Regions from separate parts of the Homo sapiens genome. Here region 1 is linked to region 2. Evidence: chromatin loops called from intact Hi-C (ENCODE). Cell type or tissue: heart left ventricle. All regions are shown on one strand. Each heading gives the region's core, and the rest is flanking DNA. Links, peaks and the distances in the headings are about the cores only. Region 1 overlaps PRKCE (protein kinase C epsilon). Region 2 overlaps EPAS1 (endothelial PAS domain protein 1).

Region 1 (12,436 bases), core at 4,999-8,998, 280 kb before region 2:
CGTGAGCCACCGTGCCCGGCCCGCTCAAAAATCTTATAAGAAATATTTCATAGGTCCTAAACTTCGGCCGCAAACAGCTGGCTACTGGTGGCAACAGGTGCCAGTGAGCAACCTGTTGTTTGATTTCTATTTAAGTTATTTCTTGGCTGGATGTGGTGGCTCACACCTGTAATCCCAGCATTTTGGGAGGCCAAGGTGGGCAGATTGCTTGAGTCTAGGAGTTTGAGACCAGCCTGGGCCTGGGCAACATAACAAAACCCTCTCTCTACAAAAAAATATGAAAAATTAGGCAGGCATGGTCGCATCCACCTGTAGTCCCAGCTACTCAGGAGACTGAGGTGAGAGGACTGCTTGAGCCTGGGAGGCCAAGGCTGCAGTGAGCCAAAATCAAGCCACTGCACTCCAGCCTGGGCAACAGAGTGAGGCCCTGTCTCTAAATAAATAGATAAATTATTGATAGAATCAAAAAGGGATTTGACTAAGGCATCCTCTTGGCCAGAATGGGCAGACTGGAGCGTAAAACTTCTGCAAGATGATCAGGACACAGCATTGGGTAGAGGCCTGAAGCAAAGGTTCCTGAAGCCGTCCAGCTTTTCTGAAGTCCAGGTGAACAGCCAGGGACAGAGGACAGTAGCCAGAAGCCATGCCCCACGAATGGCAATTGATAGAGAAAGCAACCAGTGGGGCGAAACCAGGAGGAAGCCAGCATACTGGAAAGTGATGATTCAGCCTGGACATTGATGCTGGTCATGCAATGGAGGAAAAGAAAGAGTCTCTGCAAAACAGTACCACTGTGCTTTCTATTGGCTGGGTTCCCCTTCTAAAACCCTCCTGATTCTGTCATTTTCAAAGAGGAAACTAACAACACACCATTCCTGCTTAACTTTAGATGCTGCTATTGTTCGTGGCAGGAGATCGCTCTGGTGGTCAGCATTAACGAGATGTAGCCTAGCTGGGGGCTGCTCCATTTGTGCTGTCATATCATGTGATAAAAACTTCTTTTTCCTAAGATGTTGATGACCCCTGGAAAAGGAAAGTGTTCTCTGATCTATTGGACCAAAACTTTTCTTCTTTCCCGTGGCTTTCACACACAGATGGAAGTGAGTGGGACAGGGTGGCGGTAATTTGAGGTCATTCCCTGGGATAAGCAACTCTAATTAGAGGCAGGAAATGTTTATTTGAGTTTTATTGGGTGAGTCAGTTTGGCGCAGCTTTAGGTCACTCTAAACTTGGGGTATCCTGTTTAAGTCAAATAATCATAGTTTTAAGCAACTGGGAACAAATATCAGATATATGTGAATGAAATTTTTACTTTCTCAACCAGCAGACTATAGAGTGGAGTTTTTACCATTTGGCCAACTGTGATTGAATTAAGGCTTTTCTCCAAAAAAAAGGCATCTCCCCTTTTACCAAAAGTGGGATGGACTCTACCCTCTCTGGCTTATAGACAATCATTATAAGAAAGAACCATGTCTACAGGCAATGGAATATTATTTAACCTTAAAAAAAGAAAGAAATTTGGAACAATGTGAATGAAACAGGAGGATATTATGCTAAGTGAAATAACCCAGACACAGAAGGATAAATACTACGTGATACTACTCACCTGATGAATCTAAAATAGTCGAACTCATAGAAGCAGAGAGTAGAATAGGTTGGTGGTTTCCAGAGGCTGGTGGAGGGGGAATCGGGGAGGTGTTCACCAAAAGGCACAAAGTTTCAGTTATGAAGGATGATGATAAGTCCTAGTGATTTGCTGGGCAGCATAGTGCCAATTTCACAATACTGTATTGTATACTTAAACATTTGCTAAGACTGCAGATTTTATGTTTTCTCTCTGTCTCTTTCTCGTGCACACACACACACACACACACGCACGCGCACACCCAAAATAATAATAATAATAATAAAAAGAATGGACAGGAACTTTGGGAGGAGATGGATGTGTTTATGGAATAGATTGTGGTGATGGTTTCATGGGTGTATACTCATCTCCAAGCTTATCAAGTTGTATACATGAAATATGTACAGCTTTCTGTATGTCAACCAGACCTCAAAAAGTAGTTTTAAAAAAAGAAAATAATAAATATACAGCATTGCATTTAGAAAGAAAAGGAAAAAGAAAAGAACTAATCATGTGAAAACCTATTTTATATATTCCATCTTACAACTGGTGTGGATGGAATTGGCCTTTGCTATAGGAGTTTGATTGTGATAACTCTGAATTTGGAGAAAGACCACAAGAAGGTTATTACATACTTGTGTATGGCTTTGAACAATGGGAGTTAGCAGGGGGTGAAGGCCTAGTAGAATAAGGGCTGAAAACATGTGAAAATGACTTTTTAAACATCATTAAGGTGGTTATTTTTGTTATTATTACATAGGAACATTGACATCACTAAAAATAATTATTACTCAGATGAGACTCTTTCATTCTGTATGAATTGACAGGCAAGTCCCCAGTAAGAAAAAAAAATCCTTCTTTCTATTACCCACACTGACCTTCTAGAAATACAGAGTTGGAAGTTCTGGGACACTGACTAGACAAGGCTCTGCCTGTAGTTCACACATAGTCTGTCTACTTTAGAGCTGGAAAGTCCCACTCATCATTATTTACTGTTTTCATTTATTCTAATGATGGTTGTACTTTCTTTGTGGCTTAACATTCAGAAATGGGGAAATAAATTTGATTTGGTGAAGTTCTCCAAAGTGGCTGTATATTTATTGTGTTTCTACCAAGGAAGTGTAGTAGTGAGGAATGAGGATTGCTTGTTTATCTTTTTCAAAGACAATAAAACATTTTGGACAATGGAAATGGGGAAGAGAGAATAACTTCAGGCTGCCTTCTTCCAATCCACCTTGAACTCTGCTTCCAGAAGAGTTTTCCTTAAAATCAACTTGATGCCATTTTACAACTCCAGAAACTTCCAGGGGCCGGACGTGGTGTCTTATACCTGCAATCCCAGCACTATAAGAGGCTGAGGCAGGAGGATCACTTGAGGCCAGGAGTCAGGAGTTCAAAACCAACCCGGGCAACATAGCAAGACTCTTGTCTCTAAAAAAAAAAAAAAAAAAATTAGCTGGACATGGTGGCACATGCGTGTAGTCTCAACTACTCAGAAGGCTGAAGTGGGAGGGTCATTTGAGCCCAGGAGTTCAAGGCTGCAGTGAGCTATGATCATGCCACTGCACTATAGCCTGGGTGACAGAGCAGGACCCTGTCTTGAAAAAAAAAAAAAATAAGATTTTAGGGTTCTTTACTTCCCACCTATGTTCTCAGAAGCACTTTTCTGTCTCCTTCCTACCTATGTCCTGGATCTATGCACTGTTTCCTAAATGACAGTTTTTTTACTGAGCTCACACCTACCTTCCTCATTCCCACATGTGATTTTCGTCTCTGCTTACCTCTGCCCTTCAAGGTTGTGCTTCTAATTTGCCAGGCCTTCTCCTCCTCCCACTCACATTGTTCAAGATTTTACTCAAGTGTAGTCTTTGCCCCAGTTCAGCTTTATCTGAAACAAATTCCTATAGCAGTGGTCAGTTTCACACACCAGTTGTACTATAGAAAATATAGGAGTTTCTGGCCGGGCACGGTCGCTCACGCCTGTAATCCCGGCACTTTGGGAGGCCGAAGCAAGTGGATCACGAGGTCAGGAGATCAAAACCATCCTGGCCAACATGGTGAAACCGCATCTCTACTAAAAATACAAAAATTAGCAAGGTGTGGTGGCGTGTGCCTGTAGTCCCAGCTACCCGGGAGGCTGAGGCAGGAGAATTGCTTGAACCCGAAGGTGGAGACTGCAGTGAGCTGAGATCATGCCACTGCACTCCAGCCTGAGTGACAGAGCAAGACTCTGTCTCAAAAAAAAAAAAAAAAAGAAAATATAGGACTTTCCATAGGACTGTTTTGTGTAATGATCTTCTCTAAGTGATAAAGCCTGGATGAGCGATGATTATTCTCTAGGGGGTGCTAAGATACAATCCAGATGCATAGACTTCACAGTCTGATTGGATACAGGAGAGTTTAGCACATAATTATACAGCATTTTGTGTTGTTTTCCATGATTTCCTGTCTTCAGTTTCTAGCTCTTGAAAAACATAAGCCATGGCTTATATCATCTTCTATATCCCCCAGCCACCTACCCAAAATCTGGGCCCCCAGGAAAGACCTGTTGAATTGATAGGTTAGATGATATAGACATGGAGGGGAGAAGATGTTTCAGAGTGTGAAGTTAGGACCCACAATTTCCTTATATGGTACATTGGAGAAACTGCTCATGCTGTCACCAGCATATCAAGTATGGGCTGTTCCAAGCCTGGTCTTTAGTTGGTCATTTATGTGAAATCGATGTAAGAGCTATAAAATCTTTGCACGTATAAACAGCTGACAGGTGATGGAGAATCTGTGTGTCCAAAGAAACCTAACTGCTGCTAAGGAGAAGCCTCTGGCTATCCGTCACACCTTGAAAGGCAAACAGGGCAGGCCTAGTTTTCTCTTCAAAGACAGGAAAGATTAACGCTCTGGGAAAATGGAGCCCAATGGGAATTTCAAACACACGATGTGGTTCTTCCAGCCAGTAGGTCATTATGAACTATTCTTACCCTAAATGGCCATGACACATAATCTCTTTCCTAATTTTATTATTTTACTTGCTATCACAAGACCGTAACTTTTTAGACATTCAGGTGAGATTAAGGGAGGAGGAGGTGGAATAAGGCTTTTAAAATCTTTGATTACCTCAGAAAACGTATTTGCTTACTTTACCAGGAAGTTGATGTTTTGTTTTGTTTTGTTTTCTACCCATGCCAAGAGGGGATTAATGAGTAGCTGCTGGGTTTGCCAGCTTTCTTTTGATTTCATTTACGTAATTAAGCAGTTCTCAGAATGACTTGAGGTTCTCACCCTGCATCAAAACATGCTTCTCAAATGTGTTAGATTTGGAGGTCAGAAACAATGCAGACTCAGTAGAGTGAGGGGAAATGAAAATTTTACCTTGCTTTAAAACACCCTTAATGTGTAAAAAAAGAGTTGATCGTGCTTTGGGGTCATGAACATGGAGCTTTGTTGAGTAGAAAACAAGTTAAAACTAAAGTTCAAAATGGGCTAAAGTGAGAATAGCTCAAGATGAGGTTTTACAATAGAAATGATGTGGGGAAACCAACTCTGGATTACCTTTGAGTTTCTAGCAATCTGAACCATGTCCATGGTGGGTGTTCAAGAACTCAGGCATTTGACGCAGACATAATAGGAACCCACTATATGCCTGGCTCAGTTCTAGTTGCTGGACTACAGTAAGGAACTAAAGCCACAAAAATTCCTCCTCTCATGGTGCTCCCTGGAGTGAAGGTTGGATGAGCAGATTTTGTTTGAGCACCTCCTCAGGTATGGAGTTTGGAGCTAGTATTGCTTGGGATTGCTAGGAAGAATAAGTGTGTTCCTCAAGGAGCTGAACATCTCACTGGGAAGTGAAGACAACTATCCAAAGAACAAAAGAACCACTCAAGTCCATAACCAAATACTGGGGTGTTGATATAGACAGACCCTCTGAAATGGTGAGAGTGGGCACCCAGCTCCAGGTTCTGCAGACACAGGCTCACGGCAGCAGGCTGGCTTAACTAGCTAACTTAACTAAGCAGTAAGAATTTGCAGTTATGCATACACACACACACACACACACACACACACACATTTTTAGAGGCAGGGTTTCACCGTGTTGCCCAGGCTGGAGCACAGTGGTGCGATCACAACTCACTGAAGCCTTCACCTCCTGGGCTCAAGCAACCCTCCCACCTCAGCCTCCCAAGTAGCTGGAACTACAGGCGTGCACCACGATGCCTGGCTAACTTTTTAATTTTTTTGTATAGACAGGGTCTTGGTATGTTGTTTAGGCCTCAAGCCATCCTGCCACCTCAGCCTCCCAAAGTGCTGGGATCACAGGCATGAGCCACCACACCTGGCCTGCAGATATAAATATTTAGATCACTCTTTGCTTCTTATAGCCCCCTAACCTTTTTTGTTCTTCTATTCACATGGTGTTTGCTTTTAAAAGAGATTATAACAACTTCTCTTTCAGGTTAGTTCAATTCCCTTAAAAAACAGCAAGCCAGAGTTACCAACAGTTCCTGCCCTCATGAAGCACACAGACTACGGCGGGGAGGGGAGAAAGTTATAAATTAATTACACAAATAAAACCTCAGCTGTGCTGAATGCTACAACAGAGAGTGTAGCACGTCACAGGGGGATCTGACCTTGTCAGAGAAGTCAGGGGCAGCTTCCTGGGAGAAAAGATGGTTGTGCTGAGATCTGAAGGGTGAGGAGGGGAGAGAAGAAAACGTTCCAGGCAGAAAGAACAGTGTGAGTAAAGCCCTGGGGCAGAGGGAACAAGCGACAGCTGGAAAGGAGAAGACTGAGAAGATCACACAGACTTTGAAGCATATTAGAGAGTTTTCCGTTTATTCCTAGAGTAACAGGGAGACTTTAATAGAATCAAGCTATAGAGGCTGGGCACGGTGGCTCATGCTTGTAATCCCAGCATTCTGGGAGGCCAAGGTGAGTGGATCACTTGAAGTCAGGAGTTTGAGACCAGCCTGGGCAGCATGGCAAAACCCCATCTCTACTAAAAATACAAAAAATAGCTGGGCATGGTGGCATTTGCCTTACTCCCAGCTACTCGGGAGGCTGAGGCAGGAGAATCACTTGAACCTGGGAGGCGAGGTTGCAGTGAGCCAAGATCACACCATTACACTCCAGCCTGGGTGACAGAGCAAGACTCTCAAAAAAACTAAGCAGTGGACTTAGAGGAGGAAGCGGGGTGGGTTACAAGCAGATTTCTGTTTCGGCAAGGTCCCTCTACCTGGAGCGTGACCAGCATTTGCAATAAATGTGGGGAGCATCAGAAGCAAGGCATCTGCAAGAATCTAGACAAGGGATGATAGTTGCTTGGGCCATAATGGTGGGCATGATGGTGGTAGAGAGAGAGAGAAATGGACAAGTATACAGGGAAAAAGGTACAAAATGCAAAGATACGATAAGTAAATATGACAGGACTTGGTGAGGGCTGAGGGAGAGAGAGGTATTAAATGACTAAGGTTTCTGAAGGGTGAAGCTTTGCCCCGAGACCTAGAGAACTAGTTCATTGGGGTAGATCGTGAAGTCAATTTTGGACATATTGGGCTTGAGTGCCTTTGGGGCATCTGGATGGAGATGTCAGAACCGCAGTTGGATGAGTGGTCCGGAGCTTGTGAGTCATCTGCATAGAGGTGCCTTGGAAACTGGGCGTGGACAAGATCCTCAGCAAGCACTCAGTGAGGATGGGGAGCATCTGGAGCCCAGCCTCGTGGGATTCCAACACTTAACAGCTGGGAAGAGGCGAAGCCCATGAGAGAGGCAGAGAAAACCCTGCCAGAAATTTAGGGGGGAAGCCTGAAAGCCAAGGGAAACAAGTGTGTGTTGAAAGAGGATGTGGTCAGGGAAGAAAGCTGCAGAGAGGTCAAAGAAAATGAAGACTTACGATAATAACTGCTGGAATAGCATCTATAGCAACAGTCATAGCCAATCTTCATTTTGAGACAGGCATTTTAACATATAATTTAACCTTCATGAGAATTCTGTAAGGCAGCTTCTATTACTCAATCATCCTGATTTTTTTTTGAGACGGAGTTTCTCTCTGTCACCCAGGCTGGAGTGCAGTGGCGCAATCTCAGCTCACTGCAACTTCCACCTCCCGAGCTCAAATGATTCTCTTTCATGCCTCAGCCTCCTGAGTAGCTGGGATTACAGGCATGCGCCACCATGCCCAGCTAATTTTGTATTTTTTGTATAGACAGGGTTTCGCCATGTTGGCCAGGTTGATCTCGATCTCCTGGCCTCAAGTGATCTGCCTACCTCAGTCTCCCAAAGTTCTGGGATTACAGGCATGAGCCACTACGCCCGGCCCATCCTCATTTTTACAGATCAGAAAACTGAGCACAGAGAGCCAAAGGCATTTGCCTGAGTCATTTGCAGCCAGTGAGTGATAAAACCGATATGGGAAGGCCTCTTTCTCATCCCACAGCCCCTACTCTTAAAAACTGTGTCCAGTGTTGGTAGAATAAAAAGCATCCAGGGAGGATGATGGGGAGGGGAGATTTTTTCCCCTTCAGAGATTTGGAGTCTCCTAAACACAGTCAAGGAAATACTCCATTGTTGCTAAAGTCCGAGTCCAGGGCTGGTGACTGTGGAATGGGCACTTCAGTGGCTGTTTCAGGTGGTGTGGTTCAGTGTTCAGTGAATGATCCAGCTGTACTTCCCATGTGAAAGGCTTATCCTGGTGCTGCAGGGCAGAGGCTGTCAGAGTGTTGTCCCTGGCCTGCCAGCATTGCCCGGAAACTTGTTAGAGGATTCAGATTTTCAGACTCCGCCCCAGATCTTCTGAACCAGATATCTGAGTTGGGGGGCTCAGGAATCCATGTCCTAACAAGCTTCCATGTGATTCTAATGCACAAGTTTAAGAGTCTTTGTTCTTGGAAGGAATCCTTGAAATGACAAAAAAGGAGACCAGAATAATGTATAATCCTTATATTGCACAGATGCAAGATACCTAGGCAGAAACCAGATGGAGGAGAGTCAGTGCTTCTCAACCCTGGCCGCACATGGGAATCACCTGAGGAGCTTTCACAATTACTAAGGCCAGGCCCCCACCCTCAGAAATTCTGATTCCAGTGGTCTGGGGTTGGCGAGAGCATTTAATTTTTGAAATGAGGATTTGAGTGGAGAATGGATGATTGAATAAACAGTGGGCAAGGCAGCCCATGTACTTCTGATTACAAAATTGTACTCTGGGGAGAAAACGAGGTAGGCTTTGAAGGCGAAGGGCAAAGTAAATGGAAGAAAAGCTGGACTTAGGCCCTTTGTGAATACCGGTAAAGATGGAATAATTCTGGAGACTGGAGTGGGGGTGAAGGTAGTTTGAATTAGTAACAATTCTTAACTATGGACTTTATTTTCAAAGAGATGTCAATAGTAAGATAGATATGCTTTGTAAATAAAGAAGCTCATTGGTAAATGTTACTGAGACCTAATGGAAAATAATATGCTAACATCCTCCTGGAAGCTTCACTTAGACTATACCTATGTGTTAAAAATGTGAGCCGGGCACGGTGGCTCATGCCTATAATCCCAGCACTTTGGGAGGCCAAGGCGGGTGGATCACGAGGTCAGGAGATCAAGACCATCCTGGCCAACATGGTGAAACGCCATCTCTACTAAAAATAAAAAAATTAACTGGGCATGGTGGTGTGTGTCTGTAATCCCAGCTACTCAGGAGTCTGAGGCAGGAGAATCGCTTGAACCAGGGAGTCAGAAGTTGCAGTGAGCTGAGATCGCACCACTGCACTCCAGCCTAGCAACAGAGCGAGACTCCATCAAAAAAAAAAAAAAAAAAAAAAGAATGTGCTCTGCCTCTCTGGCCTTTTAAACCTCACCATTTACTTCGCTAACCTTCCTCTACAACTGATCTGGTCAGTTTACTGGCCCCTAAACTTGCTCACTCCGTTCCCATGTCCTGGCATTGGTTCCTGCTGCCCCCGACCTTCTTTTTCTCTCCAGGCCTAGCTGCATCTAAAATCCTCCATGGCCTCCCAAGTCAGAGAGCTCCTTTTTCTCTGAATCTTTTTAGCACCTGGTGTCTTTCATGCATTCGACTCTTATTTTGTTTTTTTATCATTTTGTCCATTTCCCATCTCCACCCCTGGATTGTAAGCTCCCCAGGACAGCAATGGCTTGTAATTATTTGCCCTCACCTAGCAGCTTAGCACCCTAGGAGCTTAGAATATAATAGTCAAGAAACGGTGCAAAGAGAATGTCAGTCCATCCTCTCCCCACATCATCATGGATTGCAGGTAAGAGGGGGCCACCTACAATAAGGTGTGACTGTGGTTTGGCCGTTCTGAGGGCTGCCTTGCAGGAGGAAACCATAGGGGATCCTGGAAGGAATATCCTCCAAAGTAAAAAGTGGCCCTCACAGTGCATGGGGGTTCACAGTCTTGATTCCACATTGCAATCTATTGGTCTCCTGGGACTGCCTCAACAAATTACTGCAAACTTGGTGCCTTAAAACAATAGAAATGTATTCTCTGGCAGTTCTGGAAGCCAAGAGTCTAGCATCACTGGGCCTACATGAAGGTGCTGGCTAGGCTGTTCTCCCTCCAGAGGTTCCGCTCCTTGCCTCTTCCAGCTTCTGGGGCTGTCTGCATCCTTTGGCTTGTGACTGTTTCACTCCAATCTCTGCCTCTGTGGCCACTTGGCCTCCTCCTCCCTGACTCAGGTCTTCCTCTACCTGCCTCTTATAAGGACACTTATGATTGTATTTAAGACCCACGCTGGTAATCCAGGATAACCTCCCTATCTCAGGATCCTTCACTTAATTACATCTGCAAAATCCGTTTTTTTTTTTTGTTTTTGTTTTTTTTTTTTTTTTTAGCCATATAAGGTAACATTCACACATTCAAGGGTTAGGACCTGGATATCTTCTAGAGGAGGATTGTTCAACCTACCACACATATAAAGACAACTGGAGCCCCAAAAGGGCAGAGACTTGTCCAAGATCACACTTCCAGATGACAACAAAAATCAAAGATCCAGGTCTCCTTTCTGTCCATTTAGGCTTCTTCCACTAGACCGAGGTGATGCCCACCGAAGGCGGACAGAGAAAAAGTAAAATTGTGCTTCATACCCTAATCTGTGTGCTTTATTCGTTTGTCTTCTTTATGGATCAGGTGCTACCAGGATTCACCCACCTTTGAGGCTTCTTCCCCCTTGAGTCTTGGTAACCTTACACTGAGCTCACACTAAGCTGGCCTGTGTGGGCAGCTGCAATCAAATGACCCAAATGGCATTTTCTTCTCTCCTTTCAGGACCGCCTCTTTTTCGTCATGGAATATGTAAATGGTGGAGACCTCATGTTTCAGATTCAGCGCTCCCGAAAATTCGACGAGCCTCGTTCACGGTTCTATGCTGCAGAGGTCACATCGGCCCTCATGTTCCTCCACCAGCATGGAGTCATCTACAGGTAGCCTCTTCTCTCCTCCTCTTTCCTGAAAGTGAAGAAAATAAAGGATGCTTCAGACACTTGAACTGACTTCAGCTCCTGCCCACTCGTCTCTTAGCAACCTGCTTTAGATTAGTTGTTTGTTCCAATTTGCTTACAGAAGACTTTTTTGGGGGCTGTTTATTCCTGTGAATGTTAGTATTTGAATGGCCCTGGGAGATTTGACCCACTGTTTGTGCCAGTTTTGATTTAAAGCTCAAGCATGACATTTTAAAGGCTTGGTGCCAGGTGACCTTGGTGTGACCTTCGTTTTTCTCTCTCTCCTCCACCCTCTTCCTTGAACATCAGGGCATTCTCTTTACGTGTTTCTTCTGTGCCATGAACTTCCTCCCCTTCCTAGTCTCTTGCCACTTCCTGAGTTTGTTTGGCTTAGTTTTCTCCAGCAGATAGAATCAGGGAAGGAGGAGTTGCTTGAGGGACTGGGGGTTTATGATCTTGGGTGGGGAACAAGGAATGGGAACTAGACAATATCCAACAGGAAGTTACTTTTTGCAGATCATCCAATCCTTTATTACTGCCCACTCCCCTTCCAAGAAACACACGCACGTCCACACACACATGCACGCGCACACTGATTTTCCATGAAGAGAACAAAACTACAAAGGCTCTTCTGTGAGGTCAGGAATTCTGGGAGGAGTAAATATTTATAATTAGCCACAAGGATACTCAAGTTCCTTAAGGTTTTCTCAATGGCTGTTAATTTCTTCACTTGGTCTTTGCTTCTTCTTTTTTTATTTTATTTTATTCTATTCTATTCTTTTTTTTTTTTTAATTGGGTAGAGGAGTAGCTGGCTTCGTTTCACCTAGAACTTGGTGAAACCAAGTATGGACATCATCTTGGTCTAGTGGAAGAAGCCTAAATGGACAGAAAGGAGACCTGGATCTTTGATTTTTGTTGCCAACTGGAAGTGTGGCATTGGACAAGTCTCTGCCCTTTTGGGGCTTCAGTTGCCTTATATAAAGGTTGGTAGGTTGAACAATCCTCCTCTGAAAGATATCCAGGTCCTAACCCTTGAATGTGTGAACGTTACTGACCTGCTCCTGGGAGCAGTGCCCTGGCCAGATGTTCTTCAAGGCATTCTGGTCAACCCCACTCCAGGCTTCCCTTCCTTCTGCCATCTCTTAGCTTCCTTAGTCAGTGATTTCCTAGAGCCCATATAATAAAGTCCATACTTCCTAGCCTGCCATTCATGGCCCTCTGCCATGGGAATCGACGCATTTGTTTTCTATTGCTGCATATCCAGTGACCACAAACGGAATGGTGTCAAATAGCATCCATCCATTATCTCACAGTTTCCATTGGGTCAGGAGTCCAGGCATGACTTACCTACATGCCCTGGTCAGTGTAT
Region 2 (12,436 bases), core at 2,784-6,783:
CGTACTGTCAACCTCAAGTCAGCCACCTGGAAGGTAGGGCAACATCAGGCCTGGGTTGGAGTCCCAGGTGTAGGGTAACGGCGGTGCAGGGGATGCCTAAGGCCCTACCCCCACCCCCAGCACTCTCGGCTCCATGTCTGACCCTTCCACGCCTGTCTCAGGTCTTGCACTGCACGGGCCAGGTGAAAGTCTACAACAACTGCCCTCCTCACAATAGTCTGTGTGGCTACAAGGAGCCCCTGCTGTCCTGCCTCATCATCATGTGTGAACCAATCCAGCACCCATCCCACATGGACATCCCCCTGGATAGCAAGACCTTCCTGAGCCGCCACAGCATGGACATGAAGTTCACCTACTGTGATGACAGGTAGGGGGCCATGGGTGTGTATGCTGTGGGCAGAGATGGGTCTTACCTGTGTGTGTGGGGAGTTGTGCCTGTATTAAAGGTGTGGAACTGAACATAGACGTGGTATTGCCGGGTGCATGTTCGTGGACCTGTGCCACTGTTTCATTGCATCAGTGCCCCTCAGAGGTTCCCGGTACTGTATTTGGTGGTCTCCCATTGACAGAGCCTCAGGGTCCATCTGCAGAGCTTTCCTGGTGTGCAACTCTTCTCATCATTGTGGTGTGAACATATTTCTCCATACGTGTATCAGGCTCCTGAGGAAATTCTCAAGGCAGTCTTCTGCCCCAGGAGAAAGAGTCTAGAGACTTCCATCTGTACTCCTGCTTCAGAGGCCAGTAAGGAGCATCAGCTTCTGCCCTGGAGACTGACCCTCTTCCATTACTGACTGAGCCTTTCCCTCCGCCTTGTTCCTTCCTGCATGCAACTCCATTCCGGCCAGTGTCCAGCCATTTTGAAGAAGATGAAGGTAGCTGAGCCAGATGCTAACCCCCCAGTGCCAGGCCCAGTGTCTCTTAGGAGACACAGTAGTGATTAAGAGCATGGGCTTCAGGACTAGATGGCTTAGGTTCAAATTTAGTAATAAATGTTCAGTGTTAGCTCTTATTATCACCTTTATTAGAGTTGTTGAAAGAGTGCCTAAGACTGCTTAGGCATGTCATGCCATCTCGGGTTCTTAGCTCATTTAGAAGATTGAAGCAGGTGGGGAAGAGACTGGGGTTGTCATAGGAGGGAGTATTTAGATACCCTACAGCTCCTAACTCCCCCACCAGCCCTGCCTCTGGGACTGTGGAGCCTGATGATGGGAGGTAGGAGGAGGAAGATGGGGAGAACAGATGCCCGGAGCAATGGCCGGCCCCAGGGAGGGAAGGAAATGCAGAAGACTGGGCCCAGGGTAGGCCTGGCTTGAGTAAGCGCCACTGGGGCTTGCTGAGCAGCACCCCCCGCATGCGCCCTTCCTGGCAGAGATCTCCCTGCCTGACCTCAGCTTTCTGCAGCATCTAGAGCCGCCATGTGTCCCAGGGTGACAGTTCCTGTGGCAGCTCTTTGCCACCCCCAACTCTTTGCCACTCTTCTCTCATCTTCTAGGGTTTCTCCTCAGGAAACCCTCAGATCTCAGTTTCCCCTTCTCCAAAATAGAGATAACACTTTCTAACCTGTTTCATGGGGTCACTGTAAAATGAGATAATGGCTGTGCAAGCACTTTGAGAAGTCCAGACACCACAACACATGTGAGGCTTCTTGTTATTGCTTATATCTTACTTCCTGTCCTTGGCCTCCTCCAAAGCAAAATCTTCCACTAAACTCAAGGAGCTGAAACCACTTCTGAAGGCAGTTAGTGGCTGGGGGGCAGGAAGAGGAAGAATCTGACCCCCAGATCAGCAAGAATCTGCCTTGTCTTCCTCAGCTAGCAGGAAACCATGGAACCCCAGGAAAAAAAGCTCCTGCTCAGCCTCCCCTAGGCCTACCCACTTTTCTCTTATCAGCTGGACATCCCAAGGGCATCTGGTTTCTTCATGGGAGGGACCCTCCTCTCCAGGATGGGGTTTCTCTCCTCTGATTCCAGACCGGCCTGGTGTTGGTTGGTCGCCCCTTCTTAGAGTTGGCCACCACTTGTGGCACAATTTCAGAACTTTTGTAAAAGTATCCTTGAGTCATTCCTGTCCTTCAGTTCTGACCACAGTAGGGCCAGGATTCACAGCCTTTGGAGCTAGTGGGTAGTTATATAAGTAGAAAGAAATGCTCTAACCTCATAGGGAGAAAATGTCATGCATGAAGCCTTCCGTCCTGGAACTTCGACACAGTCACCATTTATTGTAATTGTTAGTGGTGGTGGTGGTGGTGGTGGTAGTGGTGGTGGTGGTGGTGGTGGTGGTGGTGGTGGTGGTGGTGATAATGATGGTGGTTCAAGAAGAAGATTGCACTTTTAGTGACAGGCACTGCAGGAATCCATGTTATAGGTAAGGTTATTTATCAGATGCAGTCTTTGTATTCAGGTGAACATTCTGGGCAGAAGACACAGCTTTGTGTACCTCAGTAGTCTTGTGAGATAACATGGACAATCCCACTGCATAGCCCCTGTGTCACTGGCTTTGAGGTGAAGTGGCTCAAGCCGACGTAGCCATATAGCCTGGGAGCATATATAGTGCTGGGGATGATGAAAGTCAGATACGTGCTTCACCCTGGTGAATGAAGCACATCCGTAACATAACTCCATAAGCACTGGGAAAACCCTACTGTCCTAGAAAATAACTTGGCATCCCTACATAATAGAAAAGAGATTTTTTTTAAGCTTAAGATTTTGATCCTTGTTACAGTGAGAAGAAATCCTCTGGAAGGGGTAATTCAGCCTTATCCTTTATTCATTATCTTGGTTTAAATGAGTTTCAGGTAATTTTCTGAAGGTACTAACCTTTGGACAAAAGAAGAGGGGGAGAAACACAAGGAATTGGATGTCTAAATGTGGCTGGAGAGGAAATGTACATAGAAAGGGGAAAGATGCTGTGCTGACTTCTTAGTTTGGCTCAGGGCTGGTAGCCAGAGTAGCTTCTGGCTTAAAGGAAGTATCAAGCCTCGTGATTTAGGGCTTTGTGACTCATAATGTAGAGGGTGATATTGCTTATAAGTTCTGCGAGACACACTGCATTTTCAGCAAAATCTTGCCTTTCAAGAAACCTAATTACATGGCCCCAAGTCTGAATTCAGTGGTGCTGGAGAGCTGCATGTAGAAGCATTTAAAGACATAGAATGCTGTGTCACACAGAAGTTGTGTTTAACCGATTAGCAGATTAGTTAACAAGGGCACAGACATGGCTTAGACAGTTGATGAAGTGACTATTTTAAGTCCTTAATCCCTAAGTGTTATATCTTAATTGCTTTGATGAGGCCTGAGATATTTTTGGTTTTGGTAGCTTGTTTTGTTTTCACTCTTTGTGGTGGGATGGGGAGAAGCATATGCACATGCACACATATATACACTCTCCGCCTCAATTCCCCTTTAGAGACAAATCCTGCAAAAACCAATGCCTGTCCAAGATACCTAATGGGGTGAGGGGTTCTCCATTTTAATCAGGAAATTCACTAGGTTTAATGACATCTGAGACACACAAGGTGCTGTGATTCCCACAAAGGGGATTGTTTTCCTACAAGAAAAGTTAGAATCTGAAGAAAATGTATGGCAGTTAGAATCCACAAAATCAATTTTGAAGCAGTTTGGTACTTGTCTTATATATACTGAGACCACAGACACAATCAAGCAAAAAAAGAAAAAGGGTCATGGAGAAAAAGATGAAAACCGACAGGAAAGAAGGGAGAGAAAAGACAACTCTAATTTTACATTGAACTCTCAGGTCAAATCAGTTGAATCTGAAACAACCTATTCTGAAACATCTGAAATAGAATAAAGGAATACAGATGGTTCAAAATGCATTTGTCCTCCTGTTAATGAGGGATCAGAGTACCATATTAAGTCCTGCATTAATTGTTTTTAAAATAGTAAATACTTTTAAAAGTAAATTTCATAACAATTCATGTCGGTCACATTTATGTACCTATGGTCAACTGCTCTAGACAAGGGGAGCAAGTTGAGTAGCAGGGTAAAAGAAAAATATCCTGATTATTAATGGAATTAATGATCTCTTCTTCATTTACGACTCAAACATAGGCAATATACTCTGTTTCCCGAAATACTGAGCAACCAGTTACGAACTGTCATTTACTGTGCATCTGCTATGTAACTGTGTGCCAGAGACCATTACATCAAAGTAAAAGAGATGATTCCTGATCTTCAGGAGTTGAGAGTTTGAGACATAAGCCATTTAATGAAACCACAGTGAATGGTACAAAATACAACATTCCATTTACCCAAAAGGAAGACAAAAGTTGTTCCCAAGTAGTTTAACTTTAAAATAGGGTGGTTCTTAAATTCATGTGGAGGTGCCATCTAGTGGTGAAAGAGGTAACTGTGAAGGAAGCCAAGCCGTCAGGGAGATAGAGGCCAGGCCTTTCTAATTATCATATAATCCCACTGCGATTTTGTCAGTTGTAGGAGTCTTCCTGTATCTTAGAAATAAATTATAAAACCAAATTATGTGGATAGGAGCAGTATCACCAGGGGAAGAGGTTTCAAAATTACAGTAAAAATTTCAAATCAACAAAGAGGGTCATACAATTTTTACAGGTAAAGAACTTTAGGGCAACCCTGTTTTGTCATTGCATTTAGGGAACATAGGACATATTAATATCAGGAGTTACAGTTGAATAAAGATGCCTACATTCCAAGTTCTGTGGATAAATTTATGGTGAATTGTTTTTCTACAAAGAAGTTGAGAATAAGTAAAAATGGTGAAAGTGAGGGAAACGTTGAGGATCCTAAAGATAATGTCAGTAAGGAGAACTATAAAGAGCCATAAGTGGTAAAACACACACACAACCTTCCTATGTATACTCTTACCCCTACAGGTACCCTGTAACACTCCACAGACAGGATAGAAATGGATTTCCCGTTAATTACAGAGCTGGTTGTATAGATTTCATATAACCATGTAGTATTTGAGGAAAACACAAGGCTTAAGTACTGTTTAAAGCAAACAAAATCTAGATGAAAATATATTAAAACCAACCGAAGGCACTGAAATCTGAGTTAGTGAACAGCGTACATATTAGTAAGGAAACGCAGTGTCAAAGCTTATAAGCACATATAGAAACCAAAATGAGATAAATCACGGGGTGCTGAGGAGAGGCGATGGGCAGAGTGTGGAAGGAAAGCAAGCCGACTTGAAGTATTTATTAGCAGATACATTCTTTGGAAAACAAATAGGTGGTTACAAAGTACTTAAAACTTTCATCCTCTTAAACAGTTTAAATACTCTCTCACCATCTTGCTTACATGATTAATTTACCTAGCAAATCCTTTACTCGTGTAGGGAACAGGGGTAAAAACTGCAGCCAGATCTTGCGTGACTCCAGGCGGTGGCATCTGAAGTCAGGCACCGTGGCGCTGCACCGCACGTGGACGGGTGCTGGCGATTACATGCGGGGAAGAAGAGCGAGCCTTCTCAGGCCTGTGGGTGGATTTCTTTCTGCCACTTGAGGTGGCAGCACTCACGCTGTAGCCAAGAGAATAATTTTTTTGCGAGCACTCTGCTGTAGGTGGTGTATTTTGAATAGAGCTTCTAAACAGTTTTGAGAGTAAAGAGCAATGAATCATTCATTTTACATTTTGAAGGCACATCTCACTCTGAAGTCCAGTGCTCAGAGAGCTGACCCACGTATTTACTTGGGGTAACACCAACTTCAGAATTTAACAACCCCCTTTAAAGCTGTATTTTCTATTTCCTTTCATCCTTCCTCTGCCTCCTTGTGGCTGACTATCTATCTGCATCTCTCTCCTCACTGCATCCTTGGTCTGCTGTTTTTTGACTTTATTATTAAAAAGTATCCTCTGTTCTTATGTTTGAAATCTGGTGAATTAAGTCCTTGTACATTTCTCTCTTCTCTTAGAACAGCCCTACTGAGTTGACTTTGAAATTTACGGGTGACCTCAAACTGATTTTCTTTTTCCCAGTGAGTCAGGGGTCCTTAATTAGAAAGAAAGAAAAAAAAATAGTTCCCTGGCCCCTGATGGAGAGAGCAGATGAACTTGTGTTATCACAGCCCAGCTCGGAAGGCTTGTCTGGAGCCTGGGGGAAATGAGCGGGGAAGGCCCTTGTGTGCCGTAGGAGCGACCTTATAAACAAGCTCGGTTCATTAACCTCCCCACTGGCGTCTACGTGCCTGCACGTGGGGGCGAATGACCATGAGCTTTAAGTTGGGGTTTCCTGGCTTTGTGAAGTTTGACAACTCAAATGTTCTTCAATTGTGTTTGGGATGTGGTGTATTTCCCAGTTTTTATAGTAGTCTGTTTAAAGGAATGAAGAAAGACATTAAATATTTATTTTAGTTGACAAGATAAATGAAAGCTGCTACTGGGAAGATATCTGGCAGTTCTGAAATCTAGGTTTGTTTTTCCACTTCCAAAACATGCCCATTGTATGCCTTTGAATGGATGATACATTAATTAGATAAACATTTTATTATGAGGCAGATTATAATAAACATCTACTTTGAACATTTTAATTTAAAGATTCTAATCTCGAAAGGAAATTTAATTCCTTCAGAGAGTAGAAAGACATCTTTCCTAGAATGCCAGTAGGCTCATTTTGGAGGGTCTCTAGAAAATTCTAGACCTGCCCAGGAACAGAAGCAGTTTATCTGGCAAGTCAGTGAGCCTGCAGATGGCCAGACCATTGTTAGCAGGGCTTACTCATGCAGTTCTAGTTCCCAGGCTAAGCTTGAAAGTCATCCGACCCAGCAGCGAAGCCATTTGATCGTAGGACCAGCACTGTTCTGTCTCCTTGTTCCCCCCAGTCTCCACCTTTGCCAAGGTGTACTTGGGCGCCAGCCCCAGGGTCAGGTTGCCAGATAATGTATCCATTGCTAATGAGTTCAGAGACCTCTCTGCTCAGGGCCAAGCGACGGGACAGATCCTTCTGCTCTGAGACTGGCTGGCTGGCACAAATGAGCTGCTAGGATCTCACTGGAGAAATCTCCACTGGGCTGAATCAGCTGAGACCTAAGCCTCTCAGCCCTGTTGAGCTGCTCCTTGTTTGACAAAGGCTTTAACCCCCAAATTCTCACCCAAGCAGAGAACTTGCCTCTTCTCTGCCCACTTCAAAACCAGATGACTTACAGAATGAAGAAAGGATGGATAGACTATCATGACAGGTTCTGTGTGTGTGTGTGTGCGCGTGCATGTGTGCGCACACACATTGAGACAGTTAATCATATTATTCTAGAAAAAAAAAGTAGATCCTTAGTGCCCAGGTTCCTTAGCAGTGCTGGGATAAACAGGTGTCTGTTTGTACCGTAGGTTCAAAGAGAAAATCAATCTACTGGTCAGCTGTTGAGGTTTTTACTAAGCACCCGTTATAGAGGAAGCAAAAGGAGAAAGTGGTCCCTGAGTTCAGGGGTTGACAGCCTAGGATGTGAGGAGACAAATGCATAATTTTCTGTAATATTGTGCATACTCCTTAGGACTTCACGAGAGACGTTGTGCTGGAGGAACTGGAGAGGGCTCTGTGGAGAAGATGAGGCTTTAGCTGGTCCTGGAGGTGTCAGGGCTTGGAGAAGAGGGGAGAAGAGAAGGCATAAAGCTTCTGCAGCAAGAATGAGTTTTCCAGGCATAGGGAACTGAGGGGAGAGGGGTCTTCCATGACAGAGGGTACATAACATTTTACAGATGAGTTGAAAATCAAATTGCTCAAAAGATGGAGAGTAGGTTCTGGGGGGACTTGGAAGTTACGCAGCATTTACTGTTGGTGTGGTTGGCAAAAGTGAAAGCTGTAGATACTTAAATAAGAGTATGGCAGGTTGCAAGTAGTATTTTAGGGCAATTTGGTCTGACAGATGTATGCAAGTTGACCTGTTTGGGGGGTGGGTTTAGAGCAGAGACAGGAAATGAGGAGCCACTGCTTCTGCTTTCTGCTTCTGCTTTCCTCTCCGTGTTATTGATCCCCTACAAGGATAAATTATAGGACTGTATCCAGGAGTCATGCCTTCTGAAGTAGAGTTGTAATAATGAGACTGTGGCATCACTTCTAACTTGTGATAGGCCAAGTAAACAAGACAGTGAAGCCATTATTTAAAGTCTGTGAGAGAACCAAGATTTTGAGAGATAATATGGAGGTATTATATAGCCTAGGATAGGACATGATATTGGGTAAAGCGGCCAACCTGGTGGTTCTTAGGCAGGGCTTTGTTTATTTTAGTGATTACAGCACAAAACAAAGGGTCCTAAGAATGTTAAGTGATTCTTCATGGTTCTCCACATTTGCCCTTTCCTCTGCCCACTTCCCATCAAAACCAGATACCTTACAGAATGAAGAAAGGGACACTGAAATGACAGCCAGTGGTGTCATCTGAGCTGCCTATTAGAGTATAATAAGGCACATTTCTATGACTATGATTTAATATTTCTTCCTCTCAGCACCTCCTTGCCTCCCTCGTTTCCTTGAAATGTGAGGCACAAGTAGAAAGTGTCCGAGGGCACCTGAGGTCACAGGCAGGACCTGCAGAAAAGTGAAGGTTTAAGCACAGACGGGTTCTGCCTGCCTGGACTCCCTCTCACGTGCTGGTTGACACAGAGACAAAGGTGGCTCTACCTGGGGCCACATAATTTTCATGTTTCATTTATACTGCCTTCTACTAGAATGAGCTTGATGTAGCAACTGGAGGCCCCAGTTTTCATTCTTGCTCTGTCCCTGGACACCTGTGTAGGCATCGAGCAAATTGTCTGCCCGTCCTGGATGTCTACTCCCTCATCTGCAAAAACTTGGGGTGAGCCCCTTCCAGTGGTTCTTGGAGAACAGACATATGTGTGTACCGGGGTGGTGGGGAGAGGGAGTCCTCAGAACTGGTGCTTTTCTCTCCTCCCAAACATGGCTTCAGGAAGGGCAGGAACAACAGGGGTTTGGTTAAACCTGCAACTGTAGATTGAGCACAGTGTTCTTTTGCTTGGATACATGGTACAACAAGAAAGTCTGGATTGTGTTCATCTGCATGTGTGTGTTTGATTTGCCTTCTGGGGTTAGCTCCTGCCCACATGCTGTGCTAAGTTAATATGGTCTTTCTTCCTTACATGCTGCCTTTTTAAAAACTCAGAATCACAGAACTGATTGGTTACCACCCTGAGGAGCTGCTTGGCCGCTCAGCCTATGAATTCTACCATGCGCTAGACTCCGAGAACATGACCAAGAGTCACCAGAACTGTGAGTTCCAGGAGTGCCCCTTGTGGCTTCCTTGTGTCTGTGGTATGTGGCCTTGAGTGGGGTGTGACTGGTGAGACAGAAGACCAGGTCACTTCCTCCACAGAGCTGCTGTCTTGTGTGGCAGACAAGACTTATGCCCTCAAGATGGTTAGAAAACCAAGGCTGCCACCAGCCTATAGACTCCTTCGTGCAAATTAGAAAAAGGACACTTCCTCCAGGGAGATGCACCCGTGCCAAGGTGCACAGCTGAGGCAGTGGAGGGTGGGTTGAGTCTCAGTCCCCCATACCACCTCCACGGAGTGCCTGTGTGCAGTCAGTGGTTTGCACACCTTGTGGAACAGCACTGTAGAGAGTAAAATAATTCAACATATCATCAACTTGGGTGCATGCTATAGATTCAAGTACATACATTCACAGAAGAGGAGGGCAGGGGGAGTTGAGGAAAGGACACTTGAGTTGGACCTTGAAGGATCGGGGAGGCTTAGGCTGAACAGAGGGGAAAGTATTACGGGTCCAACTTAACACATATGTTGAGGTAGGCCACAGTTCTCAGAGAGCTTGCTTGCTGGATCAAGGGAGCTTTAGAAAAGGCTGTCCAGGCAACCCAGGGATGGCGTATGGAAACTCTGCTTTGCAGTTTGAAAGAAGCCTGAGTTATGTAAGGACTCTGGAAGAGGGCTGCCACATAGAACTTTCTGCAGTGGAAATGTTCTTGAAATGTGGCTAGAGAAACCGAGGAACTGAACTTTATACAATGTAGTTTTAATTAATTTAAATGTAAATATCCACACTTGGCTTGTAGCTACCATATTGGACAGAGAAGTTCTAGAGTGTATCCTTGGCCATGTTCCCAATTCAGGCTTCCTATAGGCAGGTGATCCAGGACCGTTCCCTTGAATCCATGCGACTCATCACTGTGCAAGGGCTCTGGGCCTATAACCCTGTACTTGGCCCACTGGGGGTGATATAAATTGGTAGAATTGATTCCTGCCCTAAGTGACCTTATTTCTGAGGAAAAAAGAGGACCGTGGGCTCCTTGGGAACAAGGGGCTCATATCTTTAACCTCAGTATCTAGCATAGCGTCTGGTACAGAACAGGCACTAAATGCACTATATAAACCGATGGGCAAGACTGTATTTGGAAAAGAATGCTTCAAAACGAGTGCCCACAGTGGTGCAGACAGTGGTGCTGAGAGGATTATGGGAGGATTAAAAACGGGTAAAGTAAGTCTGAGAAGATTCCCAGTGGCCCTGCTGGCAATGGAGAAAACGGAAGGGCAGCCATTTGTCCATGGCTCCTAAATCCACCCATCTACCCCAAGGCTAAGACAGCCAAGTTCAGTGCAGCCAGCAGAGTCACAACCCCGCAAGCTGTATGTGAACATGGTTAACCCACTCTTAAGGAGTGAGATCTTTCTTTTCTTTTATTGGTTCCTCTGCCTCTTCCTCATGGCTTTTGGGTTTGATTTGACAGTACAACAGGGCCCATTATGATATCTCAGAGAAGTTTCTCACTGTGCTCTCTGGCAAAACACACACGCGCACACACAGACACACACACACAAACAACCTAGATTCAGCCCCACTCAGGAACCCAGAGATGGGGTAGGAGTGGAGGTACTCTTTTATGCCTGTGAATGTGACCCCACCTTAGCCTGCCCAAGCTTTGAAATTGTAACATCTGGTTCCAGCCTTCCCTTTGGGATTCCTTCATGCTTCCTGGTCCCTGAGGGGTTCCTGTTTTCAAAGGCAGGTGACAGAATCATCCAGGCACTGGGACTTAGCGGCCCAGGCTCTGGCCCAGCCGACCCACTGATTCCCTAGGGCCTGGATTTCTGGACCTTCCTGACTTTAGATGTAAAACTGGGGAAAAGTCTAGCCTTCCTTCCAAGCTAAGGGTGAAGCCAAGGCAAGAGACAAATGTAAAAATTTCTGGGAATTCTTGGAGGACAGTATTACCTTTTATCTTGTAGGATGGGAAAGCAGAAGAAGCTACTGTCAAAGGAAAAAAAAATTGTGACTTCTGACTAGGCATATAGAAAGGATTTTCCCTCTTGTTCTTCTTAGAACATCTTCAATCCATAAAAAGGGCTAGGATAAAAATGGTTTATGTTTTCTGCTGACTCTAGGGAAAATAAGGTGCTTTTTACTGAATCCGTGTATTTACTTATTAGGCACACTGAAAGGTAACTCACAGCCCAAATAGAAATCACAGGCTCTCTCTCCCCTTGATGGAGCCAAGTAAAGCTGCCCTGAGCTCAGAAACCCATAGCTAGCAAAGGGACAAACCCATAGCTAGCCAAGGGAAATCTGCTTGGGTTGGAAATTGGATTAATGACAGTTATGACACGAGCTTGCCCCTTGCCCCCGACCCCTGTCTCTCATTCGTCCTTGAGGTTTTGCAAGTCAAGTTTCACTACAGACTGACACACATGCTCTAGACTAACTGGAGGCTCAGGTTTGAGACAGGTCCAGATTCACACACTGGGATCCCCCATTTACACACATGTATGTCTTAGCCTGTAAAGGTTTACCGTTGAAATGCCTGGAGAAGCTCAACTAGATTTAGATCATTGAAAGCTGTAATTTCCAAATGGATTAATAATTTATACACTGTTACTCTGGGCGTGAGGTTAGGGGTCAGTCTCCCTTTGTTATATGAGGATATTATGTGCTTTTAGGCTTTTTATGGCCTTTAATCTTATTTTCCTATCTATTAAGTAGCAGGCCCTTCACCAAGGCTGGCATTAATGACCAGATGATTAGAAAGCTGGCGTTAATTATATTCTACTGACAGAGCAGGCCCTTGCCTGCAATTGTTAGAAATGCACTTAAAACCTTTGCTTGCTGCACTGTTTGATCAAAAAGAGTAAGAGCCCTGAATTTGGTTTGCATTAAGGACCATCTAAATAAGTTAAATACAGGCACTTGAAATTGTGCAAGAATCATTTTACTGCAGCAGAGGAGCCTCAGTGGCACAGATAAAGGGAGAGCAGAGAGGACAAAAGTTATTTCCTTGGTTGAGTCCATGATGGTTTAGGACAGCGGCAACAGCAAGTTTGGTCTTCCCAGTGATTTGTGGACCCAGGTAATAAAGAGACCATTGTATTAGGAGCCACCAGACATGTTGTGTAGCTCAGACTCTGTCACTATTGTCTTGTAAGCTGTGAAGCAAATCATAACCCTCTGGCCTTAGTTTCCTCATGTTAAAAGAAAATACTTATCC

The links. A loop is a pair of places that touch in the nucleus more often than their neighbours do. Peaks named below come from ENCODE experiments on the same cell type or tissue, not always from the same donor. Only the 100,000 strongest peaks of a DNase experiment are listed, where the experiment ranks them.
Region 1: it touches region 2 in a loop (2.2-fold over the local background); 9 of 110 quality-filtered maps call a loop at or near these places.

Annotation. Positions count from the first base shown.
Region 1 is chr2:46,075,315-46,087,750 of GRCh38, forward strand. PRKCE (protein kinase C epsilon) reads left to right here. Exons shown (of 15, transcript NM_005400.3): 11 at 10,894-11,048. Among named protein-coding and RNA genes, the nearest start is that of EPAS1, 220 kb to the right of the region's middle. In heart left ventricle, for the core only: no CTCF peak of the experiment used is centred there; a DNase peak (open chromatin) is centred at 7,307; H3K27ac peaks cover 1,322 bases.
Region 2 is chr2:46,360,724-46,373,159 of GRCh38, forward strand. It overlaps EPAS1 (endothelial PAS domain protein 1), which reads left to right. Exons shown (of 16, transcript NM_001430.5): 5 at 1-33; 6 at 162-367; 7 at 9,104-9,210. Among named protein-coding and RNA genes, the nearest start is that of LINC01820, 27 kb to the right of the region's middle. RefSeq lists an enhancer at 1-923. In heart left ventricle, for the core only: CTCF peaks have their summits at 4,346 (motif pointing left) and 5,774 (motif pointing left); no DNase peak of the experiment used is centred there; H3K27ac peaks cover 302 bases.